Linked DNA regions of Homo sapiens: region 1 is linked to region 2. A link is a contact called in ENCODE Hi-C or POLR2A ChIA-PET data. All regions are on one chromosome and are shown on one strand. The core of a region is the stretch at or near the end of the contact, and the rest is flanking DNA. Distances in the headings are between cores, read along the strand shown. Region 1 overlaps ARHGAP31 (Rho GTPase activating protein 31). Region 2 overlaps ARHGAP31 (Rho GTPase activating protein 31).

Region 1 (3,884 bases), core at 740-3,239, 48 kb after region 2:
TATGGTTTTATGCCTAGAGGCCTATGTATCTTGAACTTGGCTGTTTCCATATGCTTTCGCTTCCTAGTTTTTGTGTCAAGTCATGATTTTCAGTTGGTAGGTTCATTCATGTATCTATTTATTCATTCATTTATTATGTATCATTAAACATTAATTAGGCACCAGCTATGTATCAGCCATGTGCAAACCACAATATCCTTTGTTGGAGTAGACGTGTATACAGTTGCACATGAGGTAACACCGACCACCAAAATAACACATAACATTTGTTCTCACAGCTGTATCCTTCAGGGCTGACTTGCCTGTATCTCTCTCTTCTATTTCTGTTAAGTAACCAACAAGCACCATTACAAATTACAAGGCAAAGGACTTGTCTGGCAACAGACTGTTAAAACTCCCCTATACTTATCCCATGACTTTCCAGCCCCTTTAATACAAGACATTTTTCTCTTTCAAAAATGGGTCAGACCAAAACAATACAGAAAATCTTTAGAACAACATTTTAAAAATAATTCTAAACCCGGGCCGGGTGTGGTGGCTCATGCCTGTAATCCCAGCACTTTGGGAGGCTGAGGCAGGTGGATCACTTGAGGCCAGGAGTTCGAGACCAGCCTGGCCAACATGGTGAAATCCTCTCTGTACTAAAAAAAATACAAGAAATTAGCCAGGCGTGGTGGTGCATGCCTATAATTCCAGCTACTCAGGAAGCCGAGGCACAAGAATCACTTAAACCCAGGAGGCAGAGGCTGAGGCACGAGAATCGTTTGAACCCAGGAGGCAGAGATTGCAGTGAGCTGAGATTGCGCCACTGCACTCCAGCCTGTCTCAAAAAAAAAATAATAATAATTCTAAACCTGTATAACACTCAGTGAGATCTTCTTAAGTTAACTCGATACTTTCAGCATTTTCTTACTTTTATATTCATCTATTTGCTTTGGTTTGGAAACTTCTTGGCAGTTATTGCCCAGTTTTGCAGGAGTTAATATTTCAACATATAGGTTTTTATATACATGGCATGTGAGTATTAGGTCATCTAACTGCTGAGTCTCGATGTCCTCATGTGTTAAAGATCATTACACTTCCTTACAGGGTGGTCATAAGAATTTTAAGCATACAGTTATGTAAGATGCCCAGTTTAGTGCTTAGTACCAAGTTAGAAATTATTTTCTAGATTCCTGGCAACTCGCGTATCATCTCCAAGCTTATTTACTTCCCACGTAGGCTTTTCTCTTCCTTGCCTTTATTTCTAAGTCAAGAACTTGGTCTGGGCATAGTGGCTCATGCCTGTCATCCCAGCACTTTGGGAGGCCGAGGCAGGCAGATCACCTGAGGTCAGGAGTTCAAGACCAGCCTGGCCAACATGGTGAGATCTCCTCTCTACTAAAAATACAAAAATTAGCCGGGCGCGGTGGCAGGTGCCTGTAATCCCAGCTACTCAGGAGGTTGAGGCAGGAGAATCACTTCAACCCGGGAGGTGGAGGTTGCAGTGAGCCGAGATCACGACACTGCACTCCAGCCTGGGCGACAGAGCTGTACTCCATCTCAAAAAAAAAAAAAAAAATTCACTCCTCACAACTGTGCTTTCTAACAGTTAGTTAATTTACATTTCTAGTTTCTCATCCTCTGAATCAACAGGAAGAAGCCTGAGAAAAGGTGGGGAAGGTCTAGTTGTTAATAGCATTTGTTTCCTTGCTGGGAAATCAAACCCCCCTGTCTGGGTCCATCTGCCAGAGAAAACTTAAAACAAAAAGTTTTAAAGTTCTAAAATAAGACAAGATTCTGTTTATTTTTCCTTTTTGTCTTCTTCATTTTGAGCAAACATCATCCTACCGCCTCCCATCTGTCTCTTTATTTTTTCATGGTCTACATTTAATGCCTAGTAGATGATGGCTCTGTTTAGCAACTTTAGCAGTAATCTTTTTTTGAAAACTGCTCTACCTGCAAAGTTTAAAAGTGATCTGTATGGCACAACAGCAAATGAACCTACCAAAGCATCATGCTGAAATTCTGTGCATATGAGGAAGTGCTTTCTCTTTTGTCATCCAGATGTTACCTGTCTTTATCTGGGCGGTTATGCCCCTGTTAGAATGCTGTGCCTCTCTAGTATTCAAATGTCGTGTGCCTGCCCTTACTGGAAGGCCTGCTATTGTATGTGTGCCCCGGCTGCTGACCATACACTTGTTCCTTTTTACTAGGAAAAGAAACCAAGGGAAATTTCAATCGAACAGTTACCACCGGTGGATTTTTCATTCCAGCAACAAAGATGCACTCCACCGGCACCGGCAGCTCATGTGACCTCACCAAGCAGGAGGGCGAATGGGGCCAGGAGGGGATGCCTCCCGGGGCTGAGGGTGGCTTTGATGTGAGCAGTGATCGCAGCCATCTCCAGGGCGCTCAGGCCCGGCCCCCACCGGAACAGCTGAAGGTTTTCCGGCCTGTTGAGGATCCGGAGAGCGAGCAAACAGCCCCAAAGATGTTGGGTATGTTCTACACTTCGAACGACAGCCCTAGCAAATCCGTCTTCACCAGCAGCCTCTTCCAGATGGAGCCCTCGCCGCGTAACCAGCGCAAGGCGCTGAACATCTCCGAGCCCTTTGCGGTATCTGTGCCGCTCCGCGTGTCCGCAGTCATCAGCACCAACAGCACGCCGTGCAGAACACCCCCGAAGGAGCTGCAGTCTCTTTCCAGCCTGGAAGAGTTTTCTTTTCATGGATCAGAGAGCGGAGGCTGGCCAGAAGAAGAGAAACCGCTGGGAGCTGAGACTTCTGCAGGTAAGTAGAGGAGAGAGGGTATCTTTCCGTTGCAAGAGAGAAAAACCAGACTTAAATTTGCTTGAGTTTGCAAGGCAATATAGTGCGGTGGTTAAGCCTGTGGGCTCTAGAGCCCGATTGGGTACAAATCCACGCTCTGCCATTTTACTGCGTGATCTTCAGCAGGTTAATGTAACCACTCTGTGCCTCGGTTTCTTAATCTGTAAAATGGGAATAATTATGTTAATAATACCTTTTTCATAAGTTTGTTGTAAATATTAAATTATTTAATACATATGAAGCTCTCAGAACAGTGTCTACATACAATAAGTATATAATAAATATTACCTATTATTATTTTATTTGCTCACAGAGTGAGAAGGCAGGAGAAAAACTCACAGAATGGAATGCAGAGCTGCAGAGCTGGAATTGGGGATTCAGTTCTTCCAGTCTCCTTCTCTTTCCATCCACCCATCCTTATTTCTACTTTATATTTGCAGACAACATGGCTAGCAACCCTAGCAACGAGAAAGAGCATCCCTCTCCCAATTTTCTGATATCAAATGCAGGAAGGATTCTGATTGGATCTGCCTGAGTCCCATGCCCAGCCTTGGACCAATCACTGTTTCCAGCTAATTGGGTTCTGAGATTGGCCAGACTTGAGTCTCTGGGTGTGTCTGGAGTGAAGAGAGTTTCTTTAATTAACAAGCAAACATGGGCCACATAAAATGGAAGCAGGGAGAACCCCAAAGGAAAGGGTGGCTGACAATCAAACCAACAAATGTTTATTGTGATTTAGGAATGTTTCTTTTCCGTTAATATTAGTCATTTTCAGCACCTATTAGGTTGTCAGGCACTCTCCTAAGTGTCCTGCAAATATTATCTCATTTCTCCCCTCTATCCTATGATATAGATAGTCACTATTATCCCCATTTCCTTAAAGAGGAATGGTTTATTTGCTGAATCACTCATAGCAAGGAAGTGGAAACACCAGGATTTTAATCCAGACTTTAAAAAAATCCATGCTTGTAACACTATACCACGCTCCCTCCTGTGTTCACTATGGGCTGTGGAGTTAAAAGATTGTTAAGACATGATCCCTTCCCCACAGTGAGCTCAAAAACTAAGAAGGGA
Region 2 (3,555 bases), core at 120-2,619:
TCCACAGACAGTAGAAAGGATGAACCACATAAGCCTTTATCAATTACACAAAGCACAGCAGCTTCATCAATGGGACAAAACCCTTCTGTACAGTTTCTATGTACAAGATGAATAGGGCCAGCTCTAAGACCAAGGTCACATGGGGATGTCTTGCAGGTTTGTTTTCTATGTTCACAGCATTTGAATCTTTTTCTCTACTCAGCACCACCCTTCCTCAGCCACAACCACTCCCACCCCAAACACACACACCCAGAGGCACCCTGTGGGAGTCCCTCTTAAGCTCTCCCCACTGGCTCATTCGCTACTGATGACTTGTGGACCCAGACACTTTCATCACTCTCAACCAGTCTTTTATGTGTGAGTCAGATAGGCTCTTACCTTTCCTAAAGAAATTTCAGGCAACAGCTAGAGAAGAGTGAGTCCTCTCACTTCCCCTTTCGTTGACGAACCACGAGAGGTTGTCCCTTCTGACCCTAAAGGGACTCCTTATTTTTTTCTTTTTGTGGCAAGTCTTTTCTTCTAGATTACCTCCCCTCCCTCTTCCCACACACACACACACACAAAAGCCTATTTCTTTGAAGGGAAGAACTTCAGGGTTGGCCCTGATGAGGAAGCTGAAGGTCTAGTCCCAAAGCTGCCAGTATTGGACATTATTCTACAGGCAATGGGAAGCTATTGATTGTTTTGGTGTAGGGGAGCTTTATCATCAAGGTAGTGTTTTAGAAAGATTTATCTGGAAGTAGAGATCAAGATAGAATGCAATCTTCCCAGACAGTCAGTAAAAATGCCCCCAAGTTCCCTAATGTTTCTCTTCCACTGGACTGGTCTAGTCAGCATTCCTGGAATTCACCACATTATTTCTTGCCTTTCACCTTGTTTATACTATTCTCTGTTTCCTGCCCCAAAAGAAAGTGTATGACATTTACTAAGTACTTATTATATGCTAGGCACTTAGATGAGCGGTCTGCATGTATTGTAATGTATATTGCGTCACGTCAATTACATCATATGATAGCATCTCACATCATATCAAATCATTCCTCTGCACCAGTGTCAGAGTTCTTATTGCAGCACCTTGACTGGTTGTTTATCCACTTAGCTCACAACACTGTGAGCCCCTGAGCATGAGGGTCCTGTCTCAGCACTCCCCAACGTGGTCCCTCTCAAGACAGCTGGCTCTCTAAAAACGCACACAATTTCCTGTTCTTGTTCAACATCTAAAAGCTCTGCCTGACTTCCCCACCAGCTGTAATCTTTTTAAAAGAACTTTTGTTACAATTTTTGTGCCTGTCTAGGGCCCTTAGCATATTTTGTTTGATATGTTCATACTGGCCAAGTGACGTAATACCTCTGAGCTTCAGTTTCTTCATTTACAAAACAGAGATAAATACCTCCCTCATAAGGTGACTGTGAGGATTGCACTGGGTACAAATAATGGATAAGAAGTGTATAGCTAGGCTGGGCACGGTGGCTCACGCCTGTAAGCCCAGCACTTTGGGAGGCCAAGGCGGGTGGATCACGAGATCAGGAGTTCAAGACCAGCCTGGCCAAGATGGTGAAACCCTGTCTCTACTAAAAATACATGGTGGTATGGGCCTGTAATCCCAGCTGCTCCAGAGGCTGAGGCAGAGAATTGCTTAAACCTGGAAGGACGGAGGTTGCAGTGAGCCAAGATTGCACCACTGCACTCCAGCCTGGGTGACAGAGCAAGACTCCATCTCAAAAAAAAAAAAAAAAAAAAAAGTGTGTAGCTCAGGGACCACTGCATACTAGTTTCACAATAATTACCCATTCCCTTCTTGGCTTCTTGAAGGCAAAGATCTTATTACCTTTTGTTCCTCTAGATGGGCCCTCAGTGCATCTGCTTTGGTAGAAGGAGAATCGCTGTCATTGGGAAAGAGACAGCATTGACAGCAGAGACCTGAGGGCCCCGGCAGGGATAAGTCACAGAGTGGACCAGAGGAGGACCTGGACACCTCTGCAGGAAAGTGCTGGTTTGGCTTGGCATCTGAGAGCCTAAAAATGAGGAGGGCAGGGACCCCCACCCGGGGAACCGGGCTCCAGGCTGCCTTGCTCAGCAGGATAGCAGAGCTAGTCCTCAGCCATCCCAGGCCAGCAGGTTGGGCAAATATTTCTGCTTCACAAGGGGTAATAACCTCAACAGGGTCACTGGAAAGGACTTCAGCAAACATTTAGAACTTGGGTCACTGATTTCAGAAGCCCCTCCATCTTCCTAAATGAAACTTGTTTTGTAAAATCCCATTTCTTTCTTTTAAAAAAAATGCTTTTACTATATCCCCTTCACAGAAAATTTAGAAAAGCAAAATTAAAAATAGAGAAAAGCAAAAATCATTGATTTTCTACCACTTAGCAGTAACTACTATTAACATTTCAGTGTGTGTGTGTGGTTTGTGTGTGTGTGTGTGTGTGTGTGTGTGTGGTTTTTATGTGTGTGTGTGAGGCAGAGTTTCGCCCTTGTTGCCCAGGCTAAAGTGCAGTGGTGCCATCTCAGCTCACTGCAACCTCCGCCTGCCTCCTGGGTTCAAGTGATTCTCCTGCCTCAGCCTCCCGAGTAGCTGGTATTACAGGCACCCGCCACCATGCCGGGCTAATTTTTTTTTTTTTTTTTTTTGTATTTTTTAGCAGAGATGGAGTTTCACCATGTTGGTCAGGCTGGTCTTGAACTCCTGACCTCAGGTGATCCACCTGCCATTGTGTGTCATTTTTTATTATTTAATATACTGGGGAAGAGGTAGTTTTTAAAGAGACATTCTGTACTCTATATTTATATATAATTTTAATTTTTCAAACTTTTTTGCTATTTTTTTTTCAAAAGGAACTTAAAAATAGATATTAACCATGAGCTGTTGAACACTTAAAGATCAGACCTGTAGTGGTAGGATTTCAGGCATTTTGGCAGTCAACGGCAAGGAGCCAATCCACTCTCCTCAAATCACACCTCCAAAGTTGCCACTATAGGACCTGCCTTCCTGTTGGGGAGTGTTTGAACCATGGTAGGTGTAGCTTGGGGCTTTTTCTATTCTTCATCACTTGTGGTATCACAGAAAAAGCATGGGCTTTGGCAGCACACACACCTGGGTTTGGATCCCAACTCTGGCACTTCCTAGCTCCAGGCCATTGGGCAATTTATCTATTCTCTCTGAGAATCAACTTTCCTATTTTCAAAATGGAGATCATTTTGTCTGTTTCATGGGTTGTCTACAGTTATAGAATGGAGAATGCTATAAAACAAACAAACAAATAAAAACCCACCTAAAGCCATGCTTGACACTTAGTAACTATTTTCTTTGAGGAATCCAGATAGCAAAGGAGCCCAGAAAATCCATCTGGAGAAAAATGACCAAGCTCCTGTTCAGGAAAACATTTTGAGTGCTTCTGTTTTCTTTTTTTTTTTTTTAATTTCTTTTTTTTTATTATACTTTAAGTTTTAGGGTACATGTGCACAACGTGCAGGTTTGTTACATAGGTATACATGTGCCATGTTGGTGTGCTGCACTCATTAACTCGTCATTTGCATTAGGTATATCTCTAATG

What was found. A loop is a pair of places that touch in the nucleus more often than their neighbours do. ChIA-PET counts read pairs that join two places held with the same protein, here RNA polymerase II (POLR2A). Pooled maps may share reads with other maps.
Region 1: a loop to region 2 is called in a map with no recorded cell type, with 4 times the contacts of the local background. The contact joins two enhancer-like sites. A Hi-C loop is called at or near these places in 1 of 168 maps with a recorded cell type or tissue (Right ventricle myocardium inferior), 5 of 37 single-sample maps with no recorded cell type and 6 of 50 pooled maps. POLR2A ChIA-PET finds 5 or more read pairs at or near these places in 4 of 52 experiments (H1, K562, OCI-LY7 and 1 more).

Annotation. Positions count from the first base shown.
Region 1 is chr3:119,399,627-119,403,510 of GRCh38, forward strand. It overlaps ARHGAP31 (Rho GTPase activating protein 31), which reads left to right. Exons shown (of 12, transcript NM_020754.4): 10 at 2,196-2,771. It overlaps LOC124906273 (a long non-coding RNA gene), which reads right to left. Exons shown (of 2, transcript XR_007096027.1): 2 at 1-2,971. Among named protein-coding and RNA genes, the nearest start is that of TMEM39A, 62 kb to the right of the region's middle. Within about 2 kb of position 1,990, at least 2 of the 41 ENCODE cell types and tissues checked have a DNase peak (open chromatin) inside an H3K27ac peak, as active enhancers do; they include OCI-LY7, where a contact is called at or near this core.
Region 2 is chr3:119,352,067-119,355,621 of GRCh38, forward strand. The region is part of intron 1 of ARHGAP31 (Rho GTPase activating protein 31); the gene reads left to right. Among named protein-coding and RNA genes, the nearest start is that of ARHGAP31-AS1, 31 kb to the left of the region's middle. RefSeq lists enhancers at 1-199, 1-46. Within about 2 kb of position 1,370, at least 8 of the 41 ENCODE cell types and tissues checked have a DNase peak (open chromatin) inside an H3K27ac peak, as active enhancers do; they include OCI-LY7, where a contact is called at or near this core.